2 separate regions of the Homo sapiens genome follow, and region 2 is linked to region 1. A link is a loop called in an ENCODE intact Hi-C map of the cell type or tissue named here. Cell type or tissue: psoas muscle. All regions are shown on one strand. Each heading gives the region's core, and the rest is flanking DNA. Links, peaks and the distances in the headings are about the cores only.

Evidence for each region. Hi-C counts contacts between places; a loop is a spot of excess contacts. Peaks named below come from ENCODE experiments on the same cell type or tissue, not always from the same donor. Only the 100,000 strongest peaks of a DNase experiment are listed, where the experiment ranks them.
Region 2: a loop joins it to region 1, with 4 times the contacts of the local background. A loop is called at or near these places in 80 of 110 quality-filtered maps.

What each region holds. Positions count from the first base shown.
Region 1 is chr2:226,976,392-226,992,042 of GRCh38, reverse strand. The region is part of intron 8 of RHBDD1 (rhomboid domain containing 1); the gene reads right to left. It also overlaps a transcript of COL4A4 not described here. Among named protein-coding and RNA genes, the nearest start is that of RHBDD1, 150 kb to the right of the region's middle. In psoas muscle, for the core only: a CTCF peak has its summit at 6,507 (motif pointing right); no DNase peak of the experiment used is centred there; H3K27ac peaks cover 362 bases.
Region 2 is chr2:226,803,288-226,818,938 of GRCh38, reverse strand. It overlaps a transcript of RHBDD1 not described here. Among named protein-coding and RNA genes, the nearest start is that of IRS1, 11 kb to the right of the region's middle. RefSeq lists an enhancer at 5,210-5,781. In psoas muscle, for the core only: no CTCF peak of the experiment used is centred there; no DNase peak of the experiment used is centred there.

The DNA of each region.
Region 1 (15,651 bases), core at 2,495-10,494:
GTACTCACATTTGTTCAGCACACAGGAAAGAATCTGGACAAGCTTCCTTGGGGTGGTAGGAGGTGTCCCCATGAGTGTAAAGGAAAAAGTATTAGTAGGGAATTAGGAGATAGTTTCCCAGCTCTGCCTGGGACTCGTGGAGACACCCTTCACAAGATGCTTCATTTCAGCAGTGTCCAGTTGACTCATACGTGAGAGGAGGCTACTGAAAAAGGGGACTTCCAGGGTCCTTTCCATGATTCTGAAGTTTGACAACCTGTGATTAAATCCCAACTCCTCCACTTTTTAGCTACACAACCTTGAGCAAGTAGGCTACCCTCTTGCTCTTGGTCTTAGTTTCCTTATCTATAAAATGGGAATACTGAGTAGCTCCTTTGTTGGGTTGTTGAAGGATTAGAAGAGATAATGCATATAAAATGATTAGCTGAGTGCCACATGACAGTAAATGCCTGCTGAACATTGGATGGTATGATTGTTCATCTCTAACATCATCAAGAATCATGTGCTAAATGTCTATTTGGTTCCTATCATTAATTAACTCTGTATAAGAGATATACAAAATGGGCTGGGCATGGTGGCTCATGCCTGTAATCCCAGCACTTTGGGAGGCTGAGGCGGGCGGTTCACGAGGTCAGGAGATTGAGACCATCCGGGCCAACGTGGTGAAACCCCGACTCTACTAAAAATACAAAAATTAGCTGGGTGTGGTGGCTTGGGCCTGTAATCCCGTGCTACTTGGGAGGCTGAGGCAGGTGAATGGCTTGAACCCAGGAAGCAGAGATTGCAGTGAGCCCAGATCTTGCCACTGCACTTCAGCCTGGCAACAGAGTGAGACTCTGTCTCAAAAAAGAGATATATAAAATGACAAAACCAGTGACTTCTTAAAATACAGAGCTCAATTCTGTTTGCAAACCCTTTGGCAGTGTTTTGTACAAAGTGTTGAGTTGCTAGTTACTAAATATCTGTCTTCTGAGAAATAGATATAAAAAGGTAATTAATGACTTTCATTAAGCAGCACGCTTTTGTCACATGAAGGAGCCTCTGGGTGACTGACAGAGCTGGAGTGTCCAGCCAAGATCTTCTTTTCTCTGCTTAAATCATACATTGGACATTTACAGGCCTGGGTGAAACGGCCCTGCTCCAAAGAACTTGGTAGAGAATATGAGTATTTATGAGCCTTGCCTCTGTGTTTTTGTCAATGGAGGTCAGCCCTCAATTTTACTCAAAGAAGCAGTGAGCATGCTTCAAAGAACCTCAGGAATACTTCCCGTGTTAAGATGATTTACCTCAATTACAGCACCAGTAGTAAGATCATAAAATTTATTGATTTGTGGTTCTTGATGAAAAACTGTTCAGTCCTCTACCCTTATGTAAAATGCAGTAGCCTCTGCATTTTACATCTAAGGGAAGAGAAGCAATTTTGTCCAGATAAGAATTGCTAAAAGGAACACCATGAGTTGATGGCCATTTTCCCTACCGTTCGCCATCCATGTAAATAGAGATGTTTGATTTGCTGCTATTCATAGATCCTGCCCATGATCTGATGAACGCACTATGCCATGCAGTGAAGTTATACTGGAGTCGCAGGATAGCATAGTATCTCTCCCTTAAATTAGGGAGCTAAAGAGGCAATCACTTTTTTTCTAAACCAGGAAACCTCTAAATAAATCACCAGTGTTCTCTGGGATTTCTATTGTCAGATGAGGGCAGCAGCATGCGACCCATGTTCTCTCTTTCAAGAATGTTACTTTATTAGCATTCCATGAACTGCAAAGCTCCCAAAATGCCTCCCCTGAAAGGATGGTTGTTAAGTCATTTACCGTCAAAGACCAAAAAGGCCTGAAGGGACCCCAGGTCTAACAATTTAGCAAGACATGAAAAGGGGAGATGCTTAAAGACAGTAACCACACTTTACTTTTTGAGTCACTAATTATAATATTCTCTCTTTATAAATAGTGTGAAATTAACTTAAAATGGTATAACTTTCATACAAATGGAAATTTCAGTTTTGGTTTACGAGAAAGGTAATATTTAGATGTGACTTTAGAGAGAAAACATTCGCATTTCTATCCTTCAATCAATCAAGACTGCAACAGTGGAGATTCCCTAATGCTGAAATAATATCTGGAATCTCAAAACAAGAAGCCTTGAAATGGAGATCTCTGTGATTTACAGTGGTCAGCACCCTGCATTGTGAAATAGAGATCAACTCAGCCCCTAGTTTACCACTTTACCTGTTGTACTTTTCTCTCCCCTCCAGTTGGTTAATTTTGGAGACCCTTAATGAACAAAAATGACTTAAAATCAACAGGCCATAATCCAGTTAACAATCGAGTAAGCTATAACATCAGGTCCACTATGTCAGGTCAGTGTTTCCTGCAATATAGACAAGATATGGTCAGACTTCTAGAATTCCCCCACCTCCCAAAAAAAGAAAGAAAAGTCAAAGAGACAAAGAATATTTGTGGGACAATTGCTACATGCTCACTCTGTTTACTGCTCCCCTACCCCTACACCTTGAAGTGTATAACTTGATTCATTTTCACAAACTGGACATGTGAGACCAATATCCAGATCAAGATATGAGGATATTTCTGAAAATACCACAATATTTCCTGCACTTATAAGCCACCACAAGCCCCCTTCCAGTTACTATACCCCGTTACCCAACAGTACCCATGATCCTGATTTCTAACTATAGATTTTTCCCCTATTTTTGTCCATAAGTGGATCCATACAATATGTATGCCTTGTGAGTGGCTTCAATTTACATTATGCTTGTGAGATTTATCCACATTGTTATAAGTGGTTTCTATCCTACTTATCCCTCCAAGTAGAATTTCTTTGTCTATTTTACAGGTGAGGAATTGAGGCTTAAAGATTTTAAGCAACTTGGCAAAGCCAAATAGCTGGTCAGTGGCTGAGTCAGGAACTCAAACCTAGATCCCCGCCTATTCTCCTTCAGACATGAGATGTTCCAGTTGTCTTCCTCAGCCCCTACATCAGCATGTGTAAACCTCCAGAATGTATTATTGCCTCAATTACGACTTGGAGACAGGGTCTGTTTAAAAGACAGCAGAAACAATGCATCTTCTGCCTTAAATAAGGCTCACTGCAAATAGTAAGGCTTTATTTTGGATAACTGGATGCATCTAGAATTAGGATCTCCTTTGACAAGGAGTAAGGTTTGGCAATAGATAGGTCTAGCTGCAAAAGTCAGCCTTGGTAGTTAACTCTCAAGTATTTTCTAAAATAGAGAACAGTTTGTAACTTCTTACAGGAATAATTCTCTATGCTCGTTCTATCTCTTAATATATCTATATCTATGTATATGAGGTCTGTAAAATGATAGAAAAAGTATGAAAACCCTTCGGAATATTAAAATCCTACCTTCCTCTCAGAAGCTCCAGGGCCAATGTGTCTGCTCGGAGGGGCAGCTGGAGCCCCCGGCCTCTTCTGATGTTTCTGATGCAGATTCCACACCAGTCCGCAGAGAGGGCCAGCCTGGCACAGTGCGGGCAGCTGCTATCCACCTCGCAAGGCCTGAGTCTTTGCTCAACTCCACTACAGGGACCCTGCAGCCTCAAAGGATTCCTTAGGTCCAAACTGCGGCCTGCTTCAGGCTTCCCAGGCATCTGGGTCCTTTGTCTGTTCTGACCTTTATCTTGGGGTCCAGGAGACTTGCCATTGTCTCTTTATGACCTGGTTTTCCTGCAGATGTTCAGGTGGGGCACAGTGGAAGGGAAGGACAGGGGAAGAGACTTACAGTGGCCTCCTCAGGGCCCTGATATGAGTCCTACTCCCAACCTCTTGCTTCTTGATCTTGAGACTGTCTTTGGGTAAGTTTTAATTACATTATTTTAAAAAGAAAAGAGTAGTGAGGGCAAGAGTGTTTAAATGATAATACACTGAGCTCAAAATAGAATAAAATATTGCCTCCTCCTGAAACACACTGGGTCCTGGCCCTGCTGCTTGCCACCTGCTATGACTTTCATCCTAAGAGAATGGTGGCAGCTGGATTCTCCCATTCTCAGCTTTTTAGCAGCCCTGGCCCTATGCACAGAAGTTTCCATCAAACAGCAACCATTGCCCAGTTTGCTGCAGTGGTCCTTAATCTGAAGTGTGCACAGAAATGAAGAACCTGTTCAAAATGCAGATTATTGGATCCCCTCCACCCCCTCACCACAGATTCTGATGCAGTAAGTGGTGGTTGGAGCCCAGGAACTTCATTTTAACGAGCACCCAGATGACTCTGTTGCAGATAATATATCAAGTCACTGAGAAATGCTGTGGCAAATGAATTCACTTCAACCAGATGTGGGTTCATATCTGGGGTCCACCACGATCTGGCACAGGTCACTTCCCTCCCTGGGCCTCAGGCCCCTCATCTGTACCCAGAGGGGGGCCTGGACCTCTGACTCCCACACAGAGGTTCGAGTGTCCATGATTGTTTTGTTCCCAGTGAGACACAGGCGTCAGGTGGTGGAGAGATGGGAGAGTGCAAATGTGTCACACCAGCAACCTGCCTCATTGGCCAGCTGCCTGAGCAGCTTCTCTGGAGACTGTTGCCTGTCCTACCAGCTAGCTGCTCATGACTTTTGGCAGCTGGGCACAGAAGCAGCCATGCTATGCTCCTTGGCAATGTCCTCCAACACATTTTGTCTCTCTTCAGTGCCGTCCTCCCATCCCAATTTTTTTTTTTTATACTTTAAGTTCTGGGATACGTGTGCAGAACATGCAGGTTTGTTACATAGGTATATGTGTGCCATGGTGGTTTGCTGCACCCATCAACCTGTCATCTCGTTATAAGCCCCAGATGCATTGGGTATTTGTCCTAATGCTATGCCTCCCCTTGCCCCCAGCCCCCAACAGGCCCTGGTCTGTGATGTTCCCCTCTCTGTGTCCATGTGTTCTCATTGTTCAACTCCCACTTATGAGCGAGAACATGCGGTGTTTGGTTTTCTGTTCCTGTGTTACTGTGCTGAGAATGATGGTTTCCAGCTTCATCCATGTCCCTGCAAAGGACATGAACTCATTCTTTTTTATGGCTGCATAGTATTCCATGGTGTACATGTGCCACATTTTCTTTATCCAGTCGATCACTGATGGGCATTTGGGTTGGCCCCAAGTCTGCTATTATGAATAGTGCTACAATAAGCACACACGTGCATGTGTCTTTATAGCAGAATGATTTATAGTCCTTTGGGTATATACCCAGTAATGGATTGCTGAGTCAAATGGTATTTCCAGTTCTAGATCCTTGAGGAATCGCCACACTATCTTCCACAATGGTTGAACTAATTTACACTCCCACCAACAGTGTACAAGCATTCCCATTTTCCACATCCTCTCCAGCATCTGTTGTTTCCTGACTTTTTAGTGATCGCTATTCTAACTGGCATGAGATGGTATCTCATTGTGGTTTTGATTTGCATTTCTCTAATGACCAGTGATGATGAGCTTTTTTTCATATGCTTCTTGGCCACATAAATGTCTTCTTTTGAGAAGCATCTGTTCATATCCTTTACCTGCTTTTTGATGGGGTTATTTTTTTCTTGTAAATTTTTTTAATAAACTTTTTATTTTGGAATAATTTTAAATTTACGTAAAAGTTGCAAAGATACTGCAGACAAGTCTATTCCCTAAATGTTAACATCTTACAGTACATTTGTCGAAACTAAGAAACCAACATTGATACATTCCTCTGAACTAAATTCCAGACATTTAGATCTCACCAGTTTTTTTCACTAATTTCCTTTTTCTGTTCGGGGTCCAATCCTGGAGACCACAGTACATTTTGTTACCAAGTCTCCTTAGTCTCTTTTGGTCTGTGGCTCTTTCTGAGTCCTTTCTTGACCCCCATGACCTTGACAGTCTTGAGTGGTAGCAGACAGATATCGTGAAGAATTTCATTCGGTCTGGTTTGTCTGCTATTTGTCCTCATGGTTAGACTGGGGTTATGGGTTTTGGTGAAGAATACCATAGAGGTGAAATGCCCTCATCACATATCAACGTGCTGTCAACATGACTTATCACTGGTGACATTAACCTTGACCACTTAGATAAGTAGTGCTTTCATCAGTTTTCTCCACTTTGAACTTTTTCTTTTTAAAATGAGTTCCAAGGGAATAAAGCTTTGGCCTTTGCCACTAAGAGTTACCTGGATAAACTGGAAGAGGTAGGAGTGGGCATCTCAAGGTGGCTTTGTCACTCTTGGGCATGAGTAGGATATAGTGGTCTGGAATCATCCCTAACCTTGCTGGGTTCTGCACCCCTCATTCCAGGTGAAGTGGGGTCTGCTAACGTTGGTGTGGGTGTGTGAATCACCAGGAGGGCTGTTTAAGAAATAGTTGCTGATTGGGTGGGCTTCCCACAGAGCCCAGGCCGCTGTAGTTTTAATGAGCTCCCGGGTGACTCCGATGTACATCAGCCTTTGAGAACCATTGAGCTACAGCTCGGATTTTTCTTGCAACTGAACATATCCACCCGAGTTTCATTCTGGTATTTATATCTGCCAGCAGGTGGAACCAGAGGCCTATGACATTAAATCTGCTGAAGAAAACTAGGACAAATTCCAGTCAACAAAGCATTCCGCATCGTAAGCAGAATTAGGGTTATTTTGAAACAGATGGGCGCTACAGAGGCTGCTGCATTGAATATTATGGAGTTGTTTATTGTCTAGATGGCCCGAAACCCAGGAGTTATTTGCCAGCATCTAGCAGTTTCTATGTCATATCAGAATTCTTCCAGAGCAGAGGAGACTGACAAGGCACTGGGAGAGATATAGATACAGATATGGATATGAATGTAGATAGTTTAACCAGTTCTAATCCTGAATTTCCTCCTGCTATTGTGCATGCTGCCTCGTGTTAGTGAGTGCTTTGCAGGAATGATCCGGAGCCTCCTAAATATGCTAACTCCAAATCAGAGGAGATAAACAGACATAATCTATGGTAATAAGACAATCAATCCTGGATGCAGTAATACTCAAAATGATCTATGTTAGGCCTAATCAGGTGGTACTGGTTACTGGCTCACATTTTCACTCAAACCCCCCACTTGTACTTGCCCCCAATCCTCCTCTTTGCTTCTGCCCCTCCTCCCCCTCCCCCACCCCAACCCCCAGGAGAGCATCAGAAGGGCGGAAGTGAGATAAAAGGCCCATCTAGCTCTCATTCTGACTGTGCCTGATGCCTGGTTCAGAGTGCACACTGCTGTCTAAGGACACTCAGAACTTGGTTTGACTTGGGGGTTTCTCTGGCCTAGCACTGAGTGAATGTACAAGACCAGGGCTTATAAATTGAGTATTCCATGAGTTCTAGGAATCTGCAAAAGTCTCCAGCACCAGTGGTTCCTTTCAGGAGAATATTTCTAATTCCTTAGCCTACGACCCCAGGGCGTTAGCTGTTGCTGTTCTGCCTGGTCCGCCTAGGCTCAGAGAGGTCACGAAGGCTGTCATGGACTCAATATTTGTGTTCCCTCAAAATCCATACGTTGAAGTCCAAACCCTCAATGTGATGGCATGTGGAGGTGGGGCCTTTGGGAGGTAATTAGGTTTACATGAGGACATGAGGGTGGAGCCCCCGTGATGGCATTGGTAAACTTATCAGGGAATGAAGAGGCCAGAGCTTGCACTCTCTGCCAATGTGAGGTCACAGTGAGAAGGCAGCCATCTATAATCCAGGAAGAGGGACCCCACTATAACCTGATCATATTAGTACCTGGAACTTCTAGCCTCCAGAACCGTGAGAAATAAATTTCTGTTGTTTAAGCCACCGGGTCCATGGTAGTATTTTGTTAAGGTGGCCTAAACTGACTAAGACAGCATCTTTGAAGTTGGCAGCTTGGCAACTGGTAGTTCAGCAGGTGCTGGCTGTCACAGCTGCTGGGCAGACCCCCAGTGATCAGAGCGGTGAACAGATGTGCTTTCTGGTGGAGAAGAAAGCACATCTTTCTTGGGACTCTGTCCTAAGTGGTGGCTTCATAATTGCCGGAGACAGCAGCTCCCTCCCTCCAAGGGACACAATGCCAGCTGCATGGCTCACCCTCCTATACGAGCAGGGACAGTTCCTCCATTCACAAATAACAAGATCCCCCACACCATTGCGTTTTGCCCAGGCTCTCAAATCTTCTGTTCAGCTAAAGGTATAAAGAAGCATTTTTGATAATATTTAGACCTGTTTTATTTTTTTCTCACTCCCTTCCACTTGAGTTTCAAACCAGAGAGATGGCCCAATTTCCAGTCCTTCAAACCAAGGATCAAGGGAATGTTTTCATTGACTTTTGAAATCAAAGACCATTTGAAATTAGCCAACATTTCCCTCAGAAACCTCAATCTTCTTAAAACACTCCTTAACCTTTGCACGTGAAAAAAAGTACAAGTAAACATCATCCCAAGCATTCAAGGAATAAGGAAAAAAAAAGACAAGCCAGTGGGAAAAGAACTTTGAAAAGGGACAAAAAGTTGGCAACTTCTGCTGAGAACAACCATCCCCGAGTGGTCAAGTTTAGGTCACCCTGGACAACTACTGCAGATAACCATGTGTCTTGTAAAACAAGGCTGTTGGGCCTGGGAAAAGAAATGGATTGAGGTGGCTGGCCCCTAGGCTAGGTGGCCTGACTGACTAGCAGCAAATAAAGTGAACCACATAACTGGCCCCAGGTCCCACAGCTACCCAATACTTCCGTGCCACATTCCCGCAGAAAACACAGCATGCTTCGAAGGGCTAAATACTAGATGCTGGATTTAGAACAGTGATTCTCAAATCCACGTCGGGGAGCTTGGTGAGAGGCAGATTCTAGGGTTCTAATGGAAGATTCCAGATCAATGTCTGTTGGGGGACCCAGAAATGTGCATTTTTTAACATGCACCTCAAGTGAGCTGGATGCCCACATGCCCCACTTTGAGAAACTCTGATCACAGGAATGCCATAGTGTGTTCTGTGGTTATGTTTGCCTTTGACCATTTGCACTAGCATGGCATTTGGTTTAGTACAAGTAGGTTTCTGGTGACATTTACTATGAGTCAAAGACTGGTAGTTTCCTAGGTTATGCTATGCTCAACCTTGGATGATGTAGATTTTAAAAGATAAAAGTGCAACCCAGCTATCCTGAAAAACACAACAAATACAATCGTTAGTTAAAATTCTATTTGTGATGACACTGGAGTAGAAGAAACTGGCCCAGTGTCACTCACCCAGTCCTAGGAACAAGGGAATTCACCTCTGGATCCCTGGTGCCTGGTACATAGTGGGTGCATCATAAATGCTTGAGGAATGAATGAAAGAACAAGCTAACACACCATTAGGGCAAATTTCAATTTCTGGCCTCAGCCACTAAATAGCTCTCAAATCCCGAGACACAAATAGTGAGGAACAGGTGAGTGGGGGCTACAAACTCATATACTTTGGAACACAATTCAGTCTATTTGTTTTGTCTATGAAATTCACAAGCTTTGCCTGGGCTCTGGGGTTCTGGCCACATTAAAGAACATTCAGTAGCTAGAAACAGGCTGAGATATGAGATGTATTACATCTATTGATGCTGAATGCTGTCTTAAATGTTTTAAAAGTTCAACTTATCTTTACTTTTTAACTACCATAAGCCTGATTAGTATATAACTACAGGTCCAGAAATACCAATATCAATGCATAATTACAAAAACAATCCCTGACCTAGGATATTGTCCCTGAGATTATCTGCGGCCTAGGAGAACACAGTGGTCCAAAGCCCTTATTAAAGCTGACAGCCACCTGGCATCCATCTTTTGCAGGTGGAACTAGAGGAAGACAAACTGCTCTGAGAAAAACCTGCAATTAGAGTGAGTTATGGCTGGTATCAAAGGTAACCAAATCATTAGGGGCAGGGCTGAGGGAATCACTGGGAACCTCCCAGCCCAACCCTACCACATGTGAGGCCTGTGGCCAGATGTGTGCTTGCTGGGCAAGAAAAGAAAAGAGGGCGGGGGGAAGTTGAAAATATGTGAAAGAGGAATGATATACTTATCAAAAGTATGATAGCCATGAATTTTGAGAGGCAGCAGCTTGTGGTTTAGGAAACCAGGGTGGGCTTCTCCACAAAGGTCTAGATAACTTGGACCATGAGGGCGATGCAACCTTTATCTGTTTGGAGTAGATAAGCTCCATGAGATACGTGGCAGTGAGAAGCCATCTGGAGAAATGCACAAACAAGCAGGAGCCCTTGCTCTCTGCACCCCAGAGCTGAGAAATTCTTATGTGGGTCAGAGTTAGCCTAGAATTGTGGTGGCTGGGAAGCCAGTTTCTGTGATGTGAAAAACTGTCTGAGAAGTATGATGGTCATTTTAAAACCACGCCTGTTTCTGTATTTGATGGCATTTAACCCTGAGTCTAATTAACCACTTTTTGTGTGTTCTTTTAGGTCTGATTAACTCATTATCCCTCTCCCAAATCCTAATCTTGTTCCCCATTAGAGAAAGTGTGTGTGTGTGTGTGTATGTGTGTGCATGTGGATGAGTGCATGGATGTGTGTGCCTGCATGTGTTTGCATGAGTGTGTGCTTGTGTGTGCTAACCTACAGAGGCAGGAGACAATCCTGTGACTGAAAACTAACATCTTTTTTTTTTTTTTGAAGTTCAATGAGCTCCTTTTTTAAAAAATTTTTTGAAGTTCAATGAGCTCCTTTATTTATTTATTTTTTATTATACTTTAAGTTCTAGGGTACATGTGCACAATGTGTGGTCTCGTTACATAGGTATACATGTGCCATGCTGGCCCGCTGCACCCATCAACTCGGCATTTACATTAGGTATTTCTCCCAGTGCTATCCCTCCCCCATCCCTCACCCCATGACAGGCCCCAGTGTATGATGTTCCCCACCCTGTGTCCAAGTGTTCTCATTGTTCAATTTCCACCTATGAGTGAGAACATGCGGTGTTTGGTTTTCTGTCCTTGTGATAGTTTACTCAGAGTGATGGAAACCTAACATCTCTTACAAACAAGCCCATCCAGCCTCAGGAAGGCCAAGGAGTGTCTCAGACTGGTTTTACACCCTTGAAATGGCCTGCCTCAGTCTCAAACTGAACTAGAATTAAACTCAGAAATTATTTTAAAATGGTCTCTGCTACGGAGAGATATTCAATAACAACAAAAAATGAGTTATTCCTACATGCCTATTAATAGACATTAATTATTTATAAATTCTAGTAAAATAAAACATTTTATGAACAGAAAAAGAAAACTCCAGAACTAAATTTTTTAAACATCAATCCCAAGTTAGGAACCTAGAATTAGGCTCATCTTGGGTAACTGAAGATTTAGATAAGGGAAGAGGAATATGTTGCTCTCTGAACTTCATTGGAAGTATCTAAATATGTGCTTTGGCCAGATAAAAAGCTAGCAGAGAAAGGACTATATGGTTTTAAGACCATAAGGAACCCTACAGATTTAATTAAGTGTGGATGGGAGACTGTGTATGAGATGCATCCAGGATGACATCATAAATATCATGCATTTCCAGAACACGAGGGGTGTCTTCAGGATGGTAGATCTGACTTGCTCATGTCAGAGATGGGAAATGGAAGTTCAGAGAAGGTAAATGGTTTTCCTAAGAGCTAAGAGGCACAGAACCACACCCCAAATCTCCCGTTTTCTCTTCCAGGCATTTCATTCTGCTTAGAACCTTGCTTACCAAATCTGGAGTGGATACCGGTGTCTTACAAAGCTGCCCTTCTGCTACCTCGCTCTGGTGGGGAACGAGAGTAGGGCATGGGTTCTGAATCAGAAAGAGCTGAGGTTGAATACTGGCTTTGCCTCTTATTTTGTGTCCTAGGATAAGCTACTTTATTCACTGATCCTCAATTTTCTTATCTGTAAAATCTAGCTCATGGGTGTGTTCTGAGGACCAAATGAATTAAAGGATATGAGCACCTGGGTCAAAGCAATGAAAGGTAAGTGGTGCTGACTGTTACACTAATGACCCCCTTTCCAGGCTGCCCTTCTCAGAAATGCCCCCACTATCCCTCTGGTTAGTCACACAAGCCCAGACCCTAGAGTCTTCCTTGACACCTTCCTCTTCCACTCGTCCTGTCCCCAAATTCAATCCATCAAAACCTGTCATTTTAACCTGAACATTCCCAAATTTGTCCATTGTTCTCTATCTGTCCTGTCACCAACTATGTTTGAGTCACCTGTATCATGGGCCTAGACCAGTGCCTAAACCGCTGTGATGGTTAATGTAGGTGTGAACTAGACTGGCTTGAGGGATGACTAGATGGCTGGTGAAGCAGTGCTCCTGGGTGTTTCTGAAAGTTGCCAGAGACTGACCGACATTCAAGTCAGGCGACTGAGAGAGGAAGATGCGCCCCAATGTGGGTGGGCACCATCCAGTGGATTGCCAGTATGGCTAGAACAGGGCAGACGGTAGAAGGGTACCCAGCCTGCTGAGTCTTCTTGCTCTTCCTCTCTCCTCCTGTGCGGGATGCTTGCTTCCTCTCCTCCTGCCTTTGAATATGATGAGCCAGCCAAGTAAAACGGGCTCCTAGAGAATCTCCAACTGACCTGTGCAATGGGAGGATGGGGTGGGGTCTCGGGAAGTTCCAGCCATTTGCAGGGGGGAGGAGCCTGGCCCCTCCTGTTCCTGGGTGGTGACCTGGGATTCAATTGGTGAGATGGGGGCCTGTTAACAGGAACCATCTTGCTTTGCTGAGTTTTTTCCTTTTTTCACCCAATAAATTCTGCTTTTCTCACCCTTCTATGTGTCCATAAGCCTTATCTTTCCTGGTTGTGTGACAAGAACCTAGTTTTTAGCTGAACTGAGGAGAAAGTCCTACAACAATGAGACTGCAGTTTCTTCAGCTCTTGGACACTGGGACTTTCAGCAGTGGCCTCTTGGGGGCTCTTGGGCCTTGGGCCTCAGACTGACGGCTGCGCTGCAGGTTTCCTTTGTTTTGAGGCTTTTGGACTGGGAATGAGCCACACGAATAGCTTCTTTCTTTCCCCAGCCCGCAGATGGCCTATCATAGGACTTTGCTTGTAATCACTTAGCTGATTCTCCATAATAAACTCTTTTTTATACATACCTACATCCTATTGGTTTCTGTCCCTCTGAAGAACTCTAACACAACCCTAAACCATTTCCCCACACTCGCTCCTGTCTTCCTACCAGCCATTCTCCACACAGTAGCTGGGAGAGCTTTTCAAAAACAAACATCTCTCCTTGCTTCATGTCCTCTAGCTCTTGGCTCAAACACAACTTCTCCAGGGAAGTGACTGTGTCCTCTGATCACCCCCAGTGAGGGTCCTTTGCCTGAAGCTCTCACAGGATCCCCTCCCTTCACAGCACATGATGCCATGGTTAGTGATTACTCGTGAATCTAATCATTTTGACAGCGTGCATTCTCACTGCGTTGTGAGCTCCATGGGGGCAAGGACAGTGAGGGTTTATGTCCACATTCTATGCCTGGGGATGAACAAATAAATGAACAAATGCAGGAATGGAAGGAGGTGTAGAGTGCTAAATATTGCCTTCATTATACAGATGTAAAGACTGAGGCTCGACGTAGGTGGGCAGTTTCTTGAGGTCTCACACCAGAAAACGGTATGGTCCATATGTCCAGGGGTCAGATCCAAGCCCAGCACTCTTCATATTCCGCCAGTTTGCTTTGGACACCAGTACACACATGTTTCCCTTTACCATCCAACCTTTCTCTACTCCAACTAGTGGCTTGGCAAAAAATTAGAGATTTTTAATGGGGGGCTAGCAGGCTATAGGAAGGGTTGTAATTGGTACATGGAGAAAAAAGAGTACAAATTGAATATTTGAATTTTAAAAAAAAGATGATCATGAAAAGGCACAAAATGTGTTGCTGTTTAGTCCAAGTGTAACAGCGTTCTAGAATTGTTTCTATGGATCTGAAGACAGATTAAGGGCAAGTGACTTGGCAAAAGGCCTAGACCTGTTTTCAGATAATTATCTCACAGTAGAAAAAAATAAGGGCAGTACAAGCTCCAGTGAGGACACTACACCAACATGACAGATCTAAATGGAACATACTTCTATGAGTCATTTATAGCTTTAAATACTATAGAGAAAAGAATGCATAAAACATGCCCAAACAGCCTCTTTTTGATGTGGTGAACTCTTTTAAAACCACATTGTTCAAATTTACGTTAAAATGCAAACTCTTCATGTTTACAATGGTACTATTGGAGGAACTCAATATAAAAGTACAACTGTTACATTCCAAAGACAAGACTTAGAACAATAGGCCAATTCCCAGTGTGAATTTATGAGCTGCTAAACCTCAAAAGATTTCTTCAATTAGCAATGAAGACTCTTGACATATTTGCAGCCTGATATAGGGGCTGCTCTTTATATAATTTGGGGTGTATCAGAACTTTTCCTTACTTTTATTTACCTCGGATGACAACTATTATGCTTCTCCCTGTGCAGCGTTTGATCCTGCTAATTATGCTACAGGGCCAGGATGGTGTTTCACGGTTCACCATTGCTCCTGGGGCAGGCTACAAATTATACATAATGCACTGCATTGTAATTGCTGCATTGTGAACTTTGCTCGCCTTTCCAACACAAAATACCGACATCTAAGTTGTTTTATTATTAAAAACCATAAGGGATTCTTTTGGATTATAAACATCTGAAGACGTAACATTCTCATGAATTCCAGCCGGCTATTTCGGACACTCAGTGGGGCAGACAAGGCTGAAAAGCAAAGCAAATACACTTCATATTTGTGTTTACAGAAAAAAAGGAGGCGGCAGTCATGAAGGCAAGACTGTGTTAAATGCAAAACTAAAGGGAGGGGGAGCTTGCCGAAGGGGAGACACAAACTGAACTGGGAAACCAGAGACGCGAGACATCCAATGATGCTCCTTGACTTCTCTGGGCCTCAAGTTCCTCATTTCCAGAACAAAGGCACAGAAACAAATGACCAAAAAGATCCCTTTTTCCATGAAGACAGGCATTCATGAGAGCAGTGGCTTGTTTCTGAGTCTCACTTGTGAGGCCAGCCTTATCCCAGCCTGAAGGGTAAACCAGGAACCCGAGTCTTGTGCCAGACAAGAGGCCTCTGCCATCCACCCTGTTTGTTTGGGGCCTCTAAGAAATAGATAATGGCTCTTTCAATGGGAGGAGGGGGTCAAAATAAATGAAGCCTCAGTTTTATATATAAAATGCCACCAAGTGGGGAAAAATATCAGAGCAGTATTGTGGTCACTGAAATTTATCACTGCCCTTGTGACCCAGGGCCAAGAGGCCTCACTCCAGACACCTACCCGATAGGCCCAAGTCATAGTACCTTGTGCCTGCAGCACTTAGAAGCCACACCCAGGCCCCGTTAAGGTACTCCTAACCCTCCCTTCTCTCCTCCTCTCAAAATGAGACAATAGCCTGATGTGTGAAGTTGGACTGGGGTCTCTTCTCTTCCTCTAAGTGTTCTAGATGAGCTTAAGGTAGCAGCAGCACCACACGGAACTGTGTGCATTCTTCATCAGTATACGGTGGTGAGTCTCCTACACAGTGAAGATGGGATAGTCAAAGAAGAGGAAAAGGCAGGGGAGGGTTTCCAGGTAAGGAGGCGTGGGTAAAGCTCACACATTTTGATAATTTACAACAAATTGTTACTATATTGGGGTACTGCTCCTTTGATGTTGC
Region 2 (15,651 bases), core at 2,542-10,541, 170 kb after region 1:
TTTTCAATTCTAGCTGACTGAGGTCTTGTAGAAATCATGGCTCAGTGCTCTCAGGTCATCTGTTTTTTGTTTTTTTGTTTTTGTTTTTGTTTTTGTTTTGAGATGGATTCTCACTCTTGTTGCCCAGGCTGGAGTGCAATGGCGCAATCTCGTCTCACTGCAACCTCCACCTCCCGGGTTCAAGCGATTCTCCTGCCTCAGCCTCCCAAGTAGCTAGGATTACAGGTGCCCGCCACCACGCCTGGCTAACTTTTGTATTTTTAGGAGAGACGGGGTTTCACCATGTTGGCCAGGCTGGTTTCAAACGCCTGACCTTCTGATCCACCCACCTCGGCCTCCCAAAGTGCTGGGATTACAGGTGTGAGCCACCACACCCGGCCAGGTCATCTGATTTTTAAAGAGAAACTAGAATTTCAGATTTTGCTGTATCATCTTCTAATGTTTAACGTTGGCAAATAATTTAAAAAATACTGAGCTGGGTGCAGTGGCTCACACCTGTAATCCCAGCACTTTGGGAGGCCGAGGTGAGCAGATCACGAGGTCAGGAGATGAAGACCATCCTGGCTAACACAGTGAAACCCCATCTCTACTAAAAAAATACCAAAAAAAAAATTAGCCAGGTGTGGTGGCGGGCGCCTGTAGTCCCAGCTACTCAGGAGGCTGAGGCAGGAGAATGGTGTGAACATGGGAGGCGGAGGTTGCAGTGAGCTGAGACCGCGCCACTGCACTCCAGCCTGGGCGACAGAGTGAGACTCCATCTCAAAAAAAAAAAAAAAAAAAAAAAAATACTGTTTGGACCACTTAAAAGACTATAGATGGACCAACCACATCTGGCCAGCAGGCCAGAAGTTTGCAACTCCTGATTCAAACAAGTAATAGGAGAAATAATGCCCTCCAAATTATCATATCATTCTGAATTCCTATACCTTTAAACTAGCCTTTGTATAACCTTAACAATGCAGTTAAGTTAGACTTTACCAATACAAACAGGAAAGACCTAGGGATCTATGTGAAACCATAAAGGGTATCTGTCAACATGTGAACTGTAAACCACTGACTGCGGAATTCACTGAAGAGCTTGTTAAAAAGGTGCATGCTGGATTTTTTATTTATTAGGTCTCATGCGGATCCTAGGAATCTAACTTTGCGTGAGCACCCCAATCCCCAAATGATTCACACATAAACATGAGTGGAGTTTCTCTCTTTGAGAATATACTGGCTTCAATGTCATTTAACTGCCAGCCTTAACTTCTATTATCTTCCCTATTCTTCCAGGCAGAGACAGCTCCGTTTAAACAGGGCGAATTTGGGATCCTTTGGATCCCTGCTTGGTTGGGTGATTCAGAACTCATCTGTGTATTTGGGTTGTTCAATTACATAGTTTCAGGTTGATACTTCATAATGACAAATGTCTACCTCATTAGCTTCCAGTTTATGGTTGCTTTTCATTTAGCTAATGCCTTAGTGGGTTATTTCCTCTTGGTTCCCTGCTGAGTATCAGTGTAATGTACCTGATCGGTGCCCAGTTATTTTTGATTGACTACTATAAGGCATTAATTAGAACACCAGCAACTAGGCCTACCAGATCAACTGTCTGTGACTGAACTGAACAATCATTTACCGTAACACCCTAGGCATTTTGGTTAAGCCAATAACTGGACTAACTTTTAGCTCTCAGAAAAGTTATTTGATGACACTGACCAATGAACTCATCCCCAAAGAATTAGTATAACTTCTGACCTTGCCTGCTCTTAAACACAAGGAATAAACATATTACTAGGCGTATATAGCTCACTATGCACACCTACACAGGACAAAAATAGTATAATGAAGGTGGTATAGATGATGTCACACCACTTTAGACACTGGAAGCATTAGCTGTAGAAAATGCCAATAGACTGGTGTGTTCAAGAACTATACATTTTCTTATGTTTAAGGAAAACCACAATTTAAATGTAAATTGTTATTTTGCTTCAGTGAGAAATGAACTAAAATGCAAGTTGTCCCTCAGAAAAAGGTATTAGACGTGTGTGTGTGGTTTTTTTGAGATGGCGTCTTGCGCTGTCACCAAGGCTGGCGCAGTGGTGCTATCTGGGCCCACTGCAACCTTTGCCTCCTGGACTCGAATGATTCTCCTGCCTCAGCCTCCCGAGTAGCTGGAATTACAGGTGCCTGCCACCATGCCCAGCTAATTTTTGTATTTTTAGTAGAGACAGGGTTTTACCATGTTGGTCAGGCCGGTCTCAAACTCCTAACCTCAGGTGATCCACCCACCTTGGCCCGCCAAAGTGCTGGGATTACAGGCGTGAGCCACTGTGCCTGGCCTAGACCTATGTTTTATATTTTCTTGGTATAATCTGTAAACAACAGAGTCTTGGATATGGGGCATAGTTTAAGAGATTATTCATTTCTTAACTTTGACCATAAGTAGGCTGTTTCTTAAACCATTCCAAGGATCCTTAGACAGAAGAAATTTGTGACCTTCAAAGTAACCTTCTCCAGAAAATAAACTGATAATTTATTGCACAACTTGTTTTTTTTCTTTTTTTTTTTTTTTTTTTTTGCCACCATTCCCATACTATTCTTGTTAATGCAACCAGGTTTGCAGTTCAGAATATTCAAATGTGCTATTGGGTTTCTGGGCACGGTGATGGGTCTTGAATTCACCCTGGCAGAGGTGAAGTAACATTAAATTTGTCACTGCCTAGCCTAAGTCAGCACGATGCCACTGTATAATATCCTTAGAAATACTAAGTTAAGAAGTTCATGGGGGAAGAAGGTGAAAAGAACATCAGCTCCTGACATCAAATCTGGTGCCAGATGTGATGACCTTAGTCAGAGGCTTTGTAGCCTGCAAGTCAGCCTAATGTTGTTGAATCCAGCTTCTAGCTGAAGGCAGCGTCACCTACACACTAACAGACATGCTATCAGCATCATGTCACAAACTAGAGACAGAGCAGGGGGCAATTCATAAGAAAACCTAAAGCAATAAATAGATTCTGTTATTTTCTACTCTTCCACTCCAACTTTACTTTAATGTCTAAAGGATCCATGAATATGTTATAATAGAGAGAGAAAATTTAACCTTTAGTAGCAAGTCCTAAAAATCATACTTTGAAGAACTGGAAAATTCCATCTTCCATTTGTTGAGGAACTGGAATTTTAAAACTTTAGTTTTGCCAGAAACAAATATAGTGGCCACTCTTCAAATAACATTTTTTTTTTCTCCAGAGTACACACTTATCAGAAATAGCTTAAGCTAGAATTAATGGACTGGAATAGAAATGGCAAGTTCTAATCTTTACTTTTGCCTCCTCTTATGTGGGTTGAGTTCACAGTCTTTAGAAATCAATCAACTTTGATATGCTTCAATTAATACAATATAAAACTGTCTAAAATACTTTTATATTACCTAGAGGAATTAAGAAGTAAAATATTCAATGTATTTTTACAGTTTGGATGAAATATATAATAACTTTATTATCTTACATGCTAATCTTTATTTTAGAAAAGAGAATCTCCAAACTACATAAAAAGTAGGATTCCAGAAGGAAGATTCTAGGAAAGCATTCATGACAAAATATTATGTTAGAAGATATAAAAATAATTTTAGCTGTTCTTATTGCAGAAATTAACTTGTCATGTCATTAGTGGTAAGAAATTAAGATGACCAATGCTCTCAAAGTTACCAACAATTAGAGTTCATGAATAAGGAGTATGGAAAGAAAAAAATTACTTAGGTTGGATTTTGGTAAAGAAAGGAAAATAAATTCAGGCCATTTATACTTGGAAAGTGATCAGATGTGCGCACTTTAAAAGAATGGTGTTGGATGGAGCATCCACTATGGAATAGAAACAGTCTCTGAAAATTCTTGCTGAGTGGCCAGATTGCAGGCAGCTCCAGCTCCTGATACTGAGCAGCTTCTGTAGCTGGTCACATAGGCAACCCAGTAGGTCAAGGTGCCCATATTTTGCCACTTGCTGGGTGCCTCCATGACCCTGGGCTCCTCTTCCATGCTGTAATCCAGTGTGTGCAGCACCTGTCTTGGCCACCTGCATCACCAATGTGGACTTGCAGGGTTAAGGAACTGATGTAAACATGCTGACTTCTGGCTAATGCTTTTTCTGTGAGTAATTAACTTTCAGGGAAGGAGACGGGGAGAGTGATTAGATGTCTCACTAGCCTACCCGTTGCTCAGGATTAAAATCCCAGTTATCTTTGACTTTTCTCTTGCTATTGTCCCAAATATCCAATTTGTTTCAACAGCCCATTGTTTCCTCCTCTGAATGTTTTCTGCACCTGCTTTTTCCTCTTTATTTCCACCACCACAAGACTAACTGAGCCCCTCATGCTCTCCATCTCCTTTGGTCTATTGAAACAGACTCCTAACTAGCCTACCTTTGCTCAAGGTTTCCATTTTACTCTATATCTCAGATGTGCTATGTTACTTCTCCTGTTGATCATACCAAAGGCTCCTCATTACTGACAAGCTAAGTCCAAACTTTTGATCCGTATTCAAAGTCATCCATGTGGGCCCTCAAAGTTATTTAATCACATTCTATTCTTTAATTGAGTACCAAATGCCTGCTATATCCCAAGTGTGATACTAGATGCTCTGAATGCTTCTCAAGGGAAGAGGATACTTTTCTTCCCCTCTAAAAGCTCATACTCTCTTCTTCTTGGAAAGACTGTTGTGTTGGTTACAGGTTGCTGAATGCTTTAAATGTATGATCCCCCTTATAGACAAGATATCATGTTCACTTTACTCGAGTCCACATGGAATGCCATCTTTCCTTCATGACTTTTCTCCATTGTTCATACAGTCCCACTCATGGAATGCTTTCTTCACCCCCTATATAGAACTCATATTTATCACTCACCCAAAAACAGCAGGCAACACATCAGACAAATTGCATACTCTCAGAGAAGAAATAAATAGAAAGTATATCTGGTGATACTGTAATATTTAAGAAAAATAAAATAGGTTAAGGAAGTGTCAAACTGGCCAACTCTTGCCCCTTTTTTACATATGAAATTTCTGTAACGATTTTGTAATCCCCACCACCATATGCTATGCTTTGTTTTGCAAAGGAGTCAGGTATTAATGGGTGGGGGACATGAGGAGTTGTGTGACTAATCCCATTTAAAATACATAGTTGAGGACAACAACAATAAGGAAGAGGACAGCTAATATTTATTGAGCACTGATAACACAAGTATCATCTGTTCAAAACTCCACAATAATTCAATGTGATACTATTACTATTCCTATCTTATTGATACTTGAAGCATGAAAGGCACTAAGTTGTCAGCATTTACAATGATGGCAAGTGACAGAGCGGAGTGAAGGAAGGCAGTGCAGACCTAAGCCTAATCTAATTGCCATTCTATGAAATGACTGGTGATGTTGTGTAGTGTACCCCTGGCAAAAGATGGAAAAAGTGAATGCTGGGTGGACATCCAACAAATCTGCATGACAATAGCCCCCCTGTCTCCAGTCTCCTCTCTTATAATGCCATCCCCCAAAACCACAAGAGTGATCTATCTAACATGAAAGCCCAACTGTGTGGCATTGTCCTGATTCAATGGCTCCCACTGCTGGAGAGAGAAACCACTGCTCTCTGCTGAAATGTATGAGGTGGTGTTTACCTTGATAATCAGTTTAAGAAAACCACTACACCTAATCTAAGTACCTGGCACAAAAGGAGAAGTTTTTCTTGTGTGTGTGGTTTGTATTGTTAGCCATTATTGAGTCTTTATTGGATATCACTGATAGACTGCCTGCAAGGAAGTCTAATTTTTACACAGAAATTCTTCCTTGTGGATATTATAGCAAAGTCACTTTAGCACAGGGATGCAAAAGGGAGAACAGTTAAATACAAGGGCTTTGGAGCCAGAGGATGGACTCAAGGCATCATTACTCTTTAAGCTTCATCAACCTCATCTGCAATTAGAGGATAACACCTCCCTCCTAGAGTTGCTCCAAGGATTGAATGAAATAATATATGTAGAGGGCTTAAAATAGTACCTACCTAGAAATTCCTAAGCAAGTGATATTTATGTATACATCTCTAAGGTTTTTATTGTTCTGAACTTTAATCATATTTAGTTATCATGGCTTAACCCAAGTAGGAATACATGGATGTCTTTAACAAAACAAAACAAGCAATATGGGAGAATTTTTTTAAATGAGTCCCCTCCCAGAAAAAAACTATTGCAAAGATATCTTGTTTGCCATTCTAGAATTTTTCTGTGTATATAAAAGCATACATGTGCTTTCCAAAAAAAAAGAGAGAGAGAGAGAACATCTATGATACAGTTCTGCACCTTACTTTTCCCCCCACCATGGGGATTGTTCCATAATGGGACATATAGATCTACTAAATTATCTTCCACGGCTATGCGTATTTCAATATGTAAAGGTAGTATAAATCATTTAGCAAGTTCTCTATTGATGGACACATATGTTGTTTCGACATTTTCTATGAGAAAATAACATTTCAGTGAATACGTTTTTAAGATTACTACTGTAGAATTTATTTCTAGAGATGGAATTGCTAGGTCAAATGTTATCAGCATTCAAAATTTTTATACTTCTTGTTCAGCTGCCCTCAGAAGAAGCTGAAAGAATTTATACTCCTACCCCATTGCCATACAGAGAAGTTGTACAAACATTTTAGAAACCATTCCATTTTTTTAAAGTCAGTTTTCTCACTGCCCCAGGAAATCCCAAGCTATGTTCCTGTCTCCTTGCCTGTAACCTTGTACTCCTAGCCTAGAATTCCCCTTCTCAATTGAATCTATCTGCATTAGCAGGGCTCATTCAGTTGCAAGTGACAAAACTCAAATGAAACTAGCTTGAGGAAATTTAAAAGGTGGGTATGGGGGGATAATTCTTGAGAGGATCCTGAGTAGTTGACAGAATTGACAGATGAGCTGCAGGTTCTAGGACAGTCCTAGAGACTTTGGGGACTGGAGCCTGCACACACTCCTCTACTCATCCATTCTAAACCCTGCTGTGTCCGCATGACTTAATTCTCTTCTATGGTGGATTGGTGAACCCTATGACTGTCAAAACTGTAAAACTTTACATAAATGGTAGCAATCAATAAATGCAAACTTCAAAAGACATTTTGCACTGGTGACTTATGGCTACTCCTACTTTCAGTGTCCTCTCATCTGTCATTAGATAGAATTCAGTGGAGAAATTTAGAAAGCACTGGTCGAATGTCCAGAAAAATCATTCCCCTCAAATTTCAAGGAGCCAGAATTACACTGTTACTCTTTACAATAATGTCTTTTAAATAAATATTGTCCGGCAACAATTCCACTATTGGCTGGGCGTGGTGGCTCACGCCTGTAATCCCAGCACTTTGGGAGACTGAGGGGGGTGGATCACTGGAGGTCAGGAATTGGAGACCAGCCTGGCCAACATGGCAAAACCCAGTCTCTACTAAAAATACAAAAAATTAGCTGGGCATGGTGGTGCACACCTGTAATCCCAGCTACTCAGGAGGCTGAGGCGCTAGAATCGCTTGGACCCGGGACGCGGAGGTTGAAGTGAGCCAAGATCGTGCTACTGCACTCCAGCCTGGGTGACAGAGCGAGACTCCCTCTCAAAAAAACAGAAAAATAAAAACAATTTTAGGATCATCTCTTTCCCCACCTGCATGACTAAAGTGCTTTGGTAGTTCCCCTTCCTTGCGCTCTCCGTGGTCCTGAACCATCTTGAGCTCTGCTTTAGAGTCCCCAGAAATGTTAATAGGAGGGGAAAAAGGGAATAGAAAAAATGAGGCTATTCGGGGAGAAAAGAAATGGCTTTTGTTTTGGCAATCTTTAAATAGTCTCAGTTATCAACAAATAAACCACAAGCAACCACGGACAGAATGAAAGAGAGTAAGCAATTTTGTGGGAAACATTCTTAATCTGAGCAAATATCCACATGCACGAGCAAGGTCACCTGGGGGAGTGGGGCAAGTCACCATGTGGCAAAGGTGGGATGAGTCCTCTGCCATTCTCAGTTGACCTATAATAAATTGTACATAGATTAGCTTTACTTTTGCTTTTATATCAAGATGGAAAAATTGCAAAATGAAAACAACAGTAACATTAGTTTTACAACCCCCAGGGATGTGTTTAAGCATACAGCTGGCCCTTGAACAACAGGGGTTTGAACTGCATGGATCCATTTATCCACGTTTTTCTTATGCCTCTGCCTCCACTGAGACAGCAAGACCAAGCCCTCTTCTTCTTCCCCCTCCTTAGCCTACTCAATCTGGAAATGATGAGGATGAAGATCTTTAGGATGCTCCACTTTCACTTAATGAGTAGTAAATATATTTTCTTTTCCTTATGATTCTCTTAACATTCACTTTTTTTTTTTTTTTTTTTTTTTTTGAGACGGAGTCTTGCTCTTTTGCTCAGGCTGGAGTGAAGTGGTGTGATCTCGGCTCACTGAAACTTCCACCTCCCTGGGTTCAAGCGATTCTCCTGCCTCAGCCTCACAAGTAGCTGAGATTATAGGTGCCTGACACCACACCCAGCTAATTTTTATATTTTTAGTAGAGACGGGATTTTGTCATGTTGGCCAGGCTGATCTCGAATTCCTGACCTTAGGTGTTCCACCCACCTCAGCCTTCCAAAATGCTAGGATTACAGGCATGAGCCACCATGCCCCGTCAATACTCACTTTTCTCTAGATTATTTTATTTTAAAAATACAGTATATAATGCAGATACAAAATATGTGATAATCTACTGCATTATCAGTAAAGTTTCTGGTCAATGGTAGGCTATTAGAAGTTAAGTTTTTGGAGAGTCTAAAGTTATATGCAGATTTTCAACTTTGTGGAGTTGCCACTCCTAATGCCTGCATTGTTCAAGCATCAACTATATTTTGTAGTTCTATAGAGATTCCAAGAGTTATGTTATGGTTTTTACACTTTAGTAAATTGTGTGTCCCACCAATGACATGGTAATTTTATGTTACATTATTATTATATTGTTGGGTATTGATGTATTTTACATAAGATTTTATTTCACATTTTCCAACTTAAAACTAGGTGTTGGTATTGATATTTGTCTTTTGCAGTAAATTACCTTACATTAGTCTTTTAAAATAGTTTTTAAAAAGGTGAAAGCTATTATTTGTTATTTTGTAAAGTTTTAAATCAGTAAAGACTAATAAATCTAGAAGTAGATTCCTAGATATAAACTTTTGTCTAAAATATTTTAAAATATTTGGTTTAAAAATTAGGACATATCTTGGCAATTTTTCCTATTAATATGAGTGTCTCTCTCTCTCCCTCTCTTTCTCAAAATCTTAAGAATGTTTAGAAGTCTAATCTTAGAGACAAGACTAAATTGCATAGTGAGACTAAACATAGCATCCACTGTACTTTAGTATCTCTGTCCTCATAGGAATTTTTCAAGTTAAAGTTATTTAGGAAATATAAAATATGTTGCCATAATTATCCCTACAAACTCTACTAACCTACTGTACACATCTGAGTATGTTGAACTTTTGTGATTCCACTAAAGAATTCAGTCAGATCATAAACATTGTGGGCATCTGCAATCAATGTTAATATCTTATACATAACACAAACATGATGCTAGATCTTATGTTAATTCCAAGTCTTCTTCTGACTTGACCATCAGCAGCAATTGACTCAGTTGTTCACTCTCTTTTTCCTGATATGGTGTCTTCCTGCCTAAAAGAGAGCAACTTTACTGGTTGTTCTTCTGTCTCCCTTGCTGGCATCTTTGTCCTCTTCTTTTGTCTATCTACTTTCTCTTTCTTGATGATTTTATCCAGTATCATGGGCTTTAAATCCTACTCATAGGCTGACAACCTTTACATTTATACCTAAGCCCAGACTCATCTTTTCAACTCTGGTTTATATACACAAATGCCTACTTGATATCTCCACTCGGAGGATCAATAAGCACCTGAAACTCAGCATGTCTAGAACCAAACTCCTGATCTTCCCCCATCTTCCCCATTCCTGTTCAGCCACAGTATTTCAATCTGTGGTAGTTTAAAACAATGACTACAAGTTTTTTTTTTTTTGACACTACTTCCATCAAGAACTGTGGTCTAGGTTCCCTGCCCTTTTATCTGGGTGGGCTCATGTCTACTTTGATCAATAGGATACATACAGTAGAAATGAAGCTCTGACTTCTGAGGTAAGGTCATAAAAGGCTACACAATTTCTGTCTGATTCTCTTGGAACACCTCCTCTCTAGAAGCTCCCTCTTGGCATGTTAACTCTCGAGATGGTCTCTCTTCAGACACTCACCTTTGAAATCCAGCCTCCACGCTGTGAAAAGTCCAAGTCACATGGAGAGACCGGATGTAAGTACTCTAGTTGATGTAGCCTTCAGTCATTCTAACGCAGGTGCCAGACACATGAGTGAACAATGTTTCAAATGATTCCAGGCTCCAGCCTTTCAAGTCAAATAGTCCCACAACCATTTGAGCCATCCCAGCCAGGACACAGACAAGCCATCAACACTGTGCCCTGTCTGAATTCCTGGCCCATAGAATCCTAGAGCATAATAAAAGAGTTGATGTTTCATAATTATTCCTTTAGAGTAGTTTCTTAACCCAGCCATAGAAAACTGATACATTGTCTCAGTTGATGGTGATTTTATCTTTTCAGTTGTACAAGTAAAAAAAACCTTGGAGTCATCCTACATTCTTTTTCTTCCATGTCACATCCATACCACCTGCAAATTCTGCTGATGCTGCCCTCAAAATATATTCAGAACTTTACTACTTCTCACCATCTTTACGAATGACCATCATCTCTTGATCATATTTCTGCAGTAGCCTTTTATGAGGTCTGCTTCTGCCACTACCCCTGTCCTCCCCCCAACAGTCTATTCCAACAGAGCTTCCAGAGTGTCTCTTTTTTTTTTTGAGACAGAGTCTCGCTCTGTTACCCAGGCTAGAGTGCAGTGGCGTGACGTCGGCTCACTGCAATTTCTACCTGCCTGGTTCATGTGCTTCTACTTACTCAGCCCCCTGGAGTAGCTGGGACTACAGGTGCCTGCCACCATGCCCGCCTCGGCCTCCCAAAGTGCTGGGATTACAGGCCTGAGTCACAGCGCCCAGCCCAGAGTGTCTTTAAAATATGTCAGATTACGTCACTGCTGTATTATATACCATCCAGTGGTTTCCCCTCCCAGAGCGAAAACCAAAGTCCTTACAAAGGCTTACATGATCCCTTATGATTGTGTCCACTGTTATTTCACTAAGCGTGCTTCTTCCTATTCTCCCCTTCCTCACTCTGCTCCCACTGCACTTACCTCCTCACTCTCCTAGAATGTGCCAAATGCCCTCCAGTCAGGGGCTCTTTGCATTGGCCATTTCCTCTGCATGGAACATGTCTTCATCACAGTAAATATTTCTTGAATGAAGGGGAATTAGCCCTTAAAATTTTAATTTCCTAGGAATCAAAGACATTTATGTTTGGTAAATTAAGAAATACAAAATAGCAACATTTTATCTAGTTTTTATGAAACTAATGTTATTAATAAAACTAATAATTTAAATTCCTGGTAAGCAGTTTTTAAAATTTTTCTTCTTTATAAAAGAAAACCACTATTTTCTCCTTTAACCCCAATCCAAAACTGATGCAAAAATAAAATACAAATTTACAAGAATATATTTTAAATACATTTATAATCTCTAACTTATTTTCCTCCAATACTTTATATAGCAAACAACATTAGCTCAATTATCACAATGAAATAATATTGGGAAGTGATGATAAATGTCTATTTTTTAAAATAGTAACTGAATCACATTCAGTGTTCTTAATTTGCCTTTTGCCTGTCTTCAGATTTCCACTGTATGAAAACTGTAAGTGCATCAGATTTCATTGCTTAGTAGGGACAGACTGGTGCCCAACCACTTAAGAAAAAAAAGCAGTGAAAAAATCATTCTTGGTTAGTACCAAAAATAATCTTAGGTAAACTCGAATCCATTGGAAGCATTGTGAATTTCCTCCTTAGGAGTTCAATTGGTGGTGCATCCAAGGATCTAGAGATGATCATTGTTCTGTTCTGTTTTTGAATTCAGAAATATTCATATAGAAAGTTGGTGTTTTCAGACTGTAGGTCATGACACCTTAGTGTGCTAGGAAATTAATTTAGTGGGTCTTAGAAAGCATTAAAAGAAAAAGAGAAAGTGTGAGATTGAGAGAAAGAGAGATAAGAAAGAGTAAAAAGATCTGAGTGCATTGCAGGTAGTAAGGGTAAGTTGTATTTCGTTGTAAGTGAGTCTGAGTGTGTGTGTGCGCACTGATGTTCAATGTGTTTATAAATGTATTTTTACTGCAGGTCATGGTCAAAAGTTTTAAAGTCACTGCAGTAAAATATTTCAGAAAAACTATTGACCAAACTTGTGACAGTTGCTGGAGGTTAATATTGCATATATTTCCTAATGTCTTCATTTGTAATCTAGGATTTTAGAGATAGGCCGATCAGTGGCTTTCAAATCTTAGCATACATAAAACTCATGGAGGTGGGAATGGGAAATGGGGGAACTACACATTGACCTACAGAGGATCTGATTTAGAAGGATCAGAGGTGGGACACAGGAAGCTTTGATTTGAACAATTCCACAGGTGATTCTGATATGGGTAACCCTCTGCCCACTTGTAGAGTCACACCGGACAACACCACAGGTAGTGATGCAATTACAAATTTCTTAAGTTCAAATTAACTTGTATCTTCCCAATCCACAGAAAACTAATGTCCTTAATCTTCTAGTCAGTTTTTTTTTTCTTTCTTAAAATAAAGAACCTTGGAGTGATGAGACCCAGTAAAAAGAAGAAGAAGAAAGAGAGAGAGAGAGATGTTCGTTAACCTTGCAGTTGAGGAGAGGATATGGGAAGAATGAGGGGGCCATGGTGACCCAGCAATTCTTTGTTAGTGAAATCAACTAGTTCTACCACCAGACCCTGCCAAGTGAATAGAGAGCACGGAATATCCATCATTACTGAGAAAAAGTTATGATGATTTGCCTTGCAATTGAGGAGGGGATGTGAGAAGAATGAGAGGGACATGGTGACCTAGCAATTCTTTGTTAATATGACCAACAGTAAAACCAACTAGCTCTACCTCTAGATCCTGCCCACTGAATAGAGGGCATGGGACATTCATCATTACTGAAATTCACATTAAAAAATAAACAAATGAAGTTGAGGGATTACTGTGAAGACATTTTTGGGCTATCAAATTTTAGATTTTAAATATAAATTTAAATTTAGAAAGTTTAGAGTGCACTGCACCAAAAAGACAAATTTAAGATAAAGAAGGGGGCAAAACCAGCAAAAGGTGTTGTAAAGTCTGCAAATCTTTCTAAGCATATGCTTATCTAGATATAACACTTGGCTCTTCAAATATGAGAAACAGTGGTTGGGTGTGGTGGCACACGCCTATAATCCCAGCACTTTGGGAGGCCAAGGCGGGTGGATTACCTGAGGTCAGGGGTTCAAGACTAGCCTGGCCAACATGGTGAAACTCCGTATCTACTAAAAATACAAAAATTACCTGGGCGTGGTAGGGCATGCCTGTAATCCCAGCTACTCAGGAGACTGAGGCAGAAGAATTGCTTCAACCTGGGAGGTGGAGGTTGCAGTGAGCCGAGACGGCGCCACTGCACTCCAGCCTGGGTGAGAATAAGACTCTGCCTCAAAACAAAACAAAACAAACAAACAAACAAACAAAACAGCTGGGGGTTCTTTCTCTGGATTAAATGACCAAAAACATTAGTGGCATTGTCTAAGATAACAAATTGACTGGCAGACCCCTGATTCTTATCAAACAAGAAAATGAGAATATAATAGTTAAGGAAATCAAGAAAATTAAAAAAGAAAAAGCTAGTTGTCTTTTTATTTATTTTTAGAGACAAAGTCTCACTCTGTCACCCAGGCTATAGTGCGGTGGCATGATCATAGCTCACTGCAAACTTGAACTCCTGGGCTCAAGGATCTTTCTGCTTCTGCCTCCCAAATTGCGGAGATTACAAGCATAAGCTACTATGCCTGGACCAGGACCAAGTTTTTTAGACAAATATCAGTTATGGATTCTCTTCACCACTCCCCAAATCACCAATCAATCAGTAGAATTTCTGAAGTGAAAGAATTAAACAGTGGCATGGAGTTTTCACCTCCCTCCTTTCTTCCAACCTCATCCACCTGTTTATTTCATGCTTTATTTGCTCCTCAAACAGCAAATGTTTTGAAATCATCTGTTGAGGGCATTACTGTCTTTCCAAAATCCCATGTTAGTTCTTGGTGCATTTATTTTCCCTCAGTTCTCTAGAAGAGATGAGGGATGAAATCAAGATGAGAGCAGAACTGGATTCTCACTAGCTGATTGCCAGTAATTGATATTCTTCAAAGGAAAATCAATTCATATTGGGAGACTCATGCAGGTTTGGGTCATTGCCTGCTCCACCCAGCTGTAGTAAACAGCCCACAGGTGAAGATCTTTGTTGACTGGTTAAGGCTGTGCATTTGCCAATTCTGGAAGAATAAAATTACATTTTTTTCTTTGTGTTTAAGCCAATGATTCTTAAATTTTGATGTAAATAATAATCTCCTGTAATGCTGCTTAAACTGTGAATGCTGGGGGGCCCATCCTTCCCTAAGAGATTTTGGTTTAGCAGGACTGGGATGAGGTAAGAAATCTCCATTTTCAATCACACCTTGGAAAACACTAACACAACTGTTTGATAATAACTCTTCATGCTTACCAGAAAGATTTGATGCCTGTGATTGAAAAGAGAGAAGCCCAAATACAATGAAGCCTCAGTTAAGTAGAATTTTTCTTGCTGTTGTTCTCTCTGTATATGTATATAATACTAAAGTATAAGTGCCTTGCTTGCATGTCACAGCACCAAATTATTGTCTTTCAATTAATCATCAGTCATTAGAACTATGCTACTTACCCAGCAGAATCAGCATCACCTAGAGTATGTTAAAAATGCACTGCCTCAGACTGCCCTTGACCTTCTGCATTTAACCAGAACCTGCATTATAACAAGATCCTCGGGTTTGAGAAGCCCTGATCTAGCCGATTTACAAGCCAAGTGTGACTTTTCAGCTCTCTTTTAATTGGCCTATTTTATATATTTTTAAATAAAACAGATGAAAGATTTTAATTACATGAGAAAACAAAGTTTTTAAGGGAAGAGGCACCTTTCAGATTCCCAAATTGCACTGTCTGTAACTGATAATGTTTATGTCAGAAGGCAGTTGGTTGTTATGTGATCTCATTTGCCCTGTGCCTATTTTTTCCACAAAAGAGATCATAGTGCTCTGCAATTGTGTTCATCTGCCATTTTCGATGTAAGTTTCCTGTGGGCAGCATGTCTTTGATATCTAAATCCTCAGTGTCCAGCCTAGTGCCTAACACAAGTAGGTGTTCCAAAAAACTTGAGTGGGAAAAAATAATTGCCATTTATCTGAGTTATAGCCCATTTCAAGTTCAAGCTTAAGGCTCCTCTCTTCTGTAAAAATTAAGTAGTTATTTCATCCATCATGAAAGTAAATACCACTTGTTATTTGACATCTCTCTCTCTCTCTCTCACACACACACACACACACACACACATTTTAGTCATCAACTATTGTT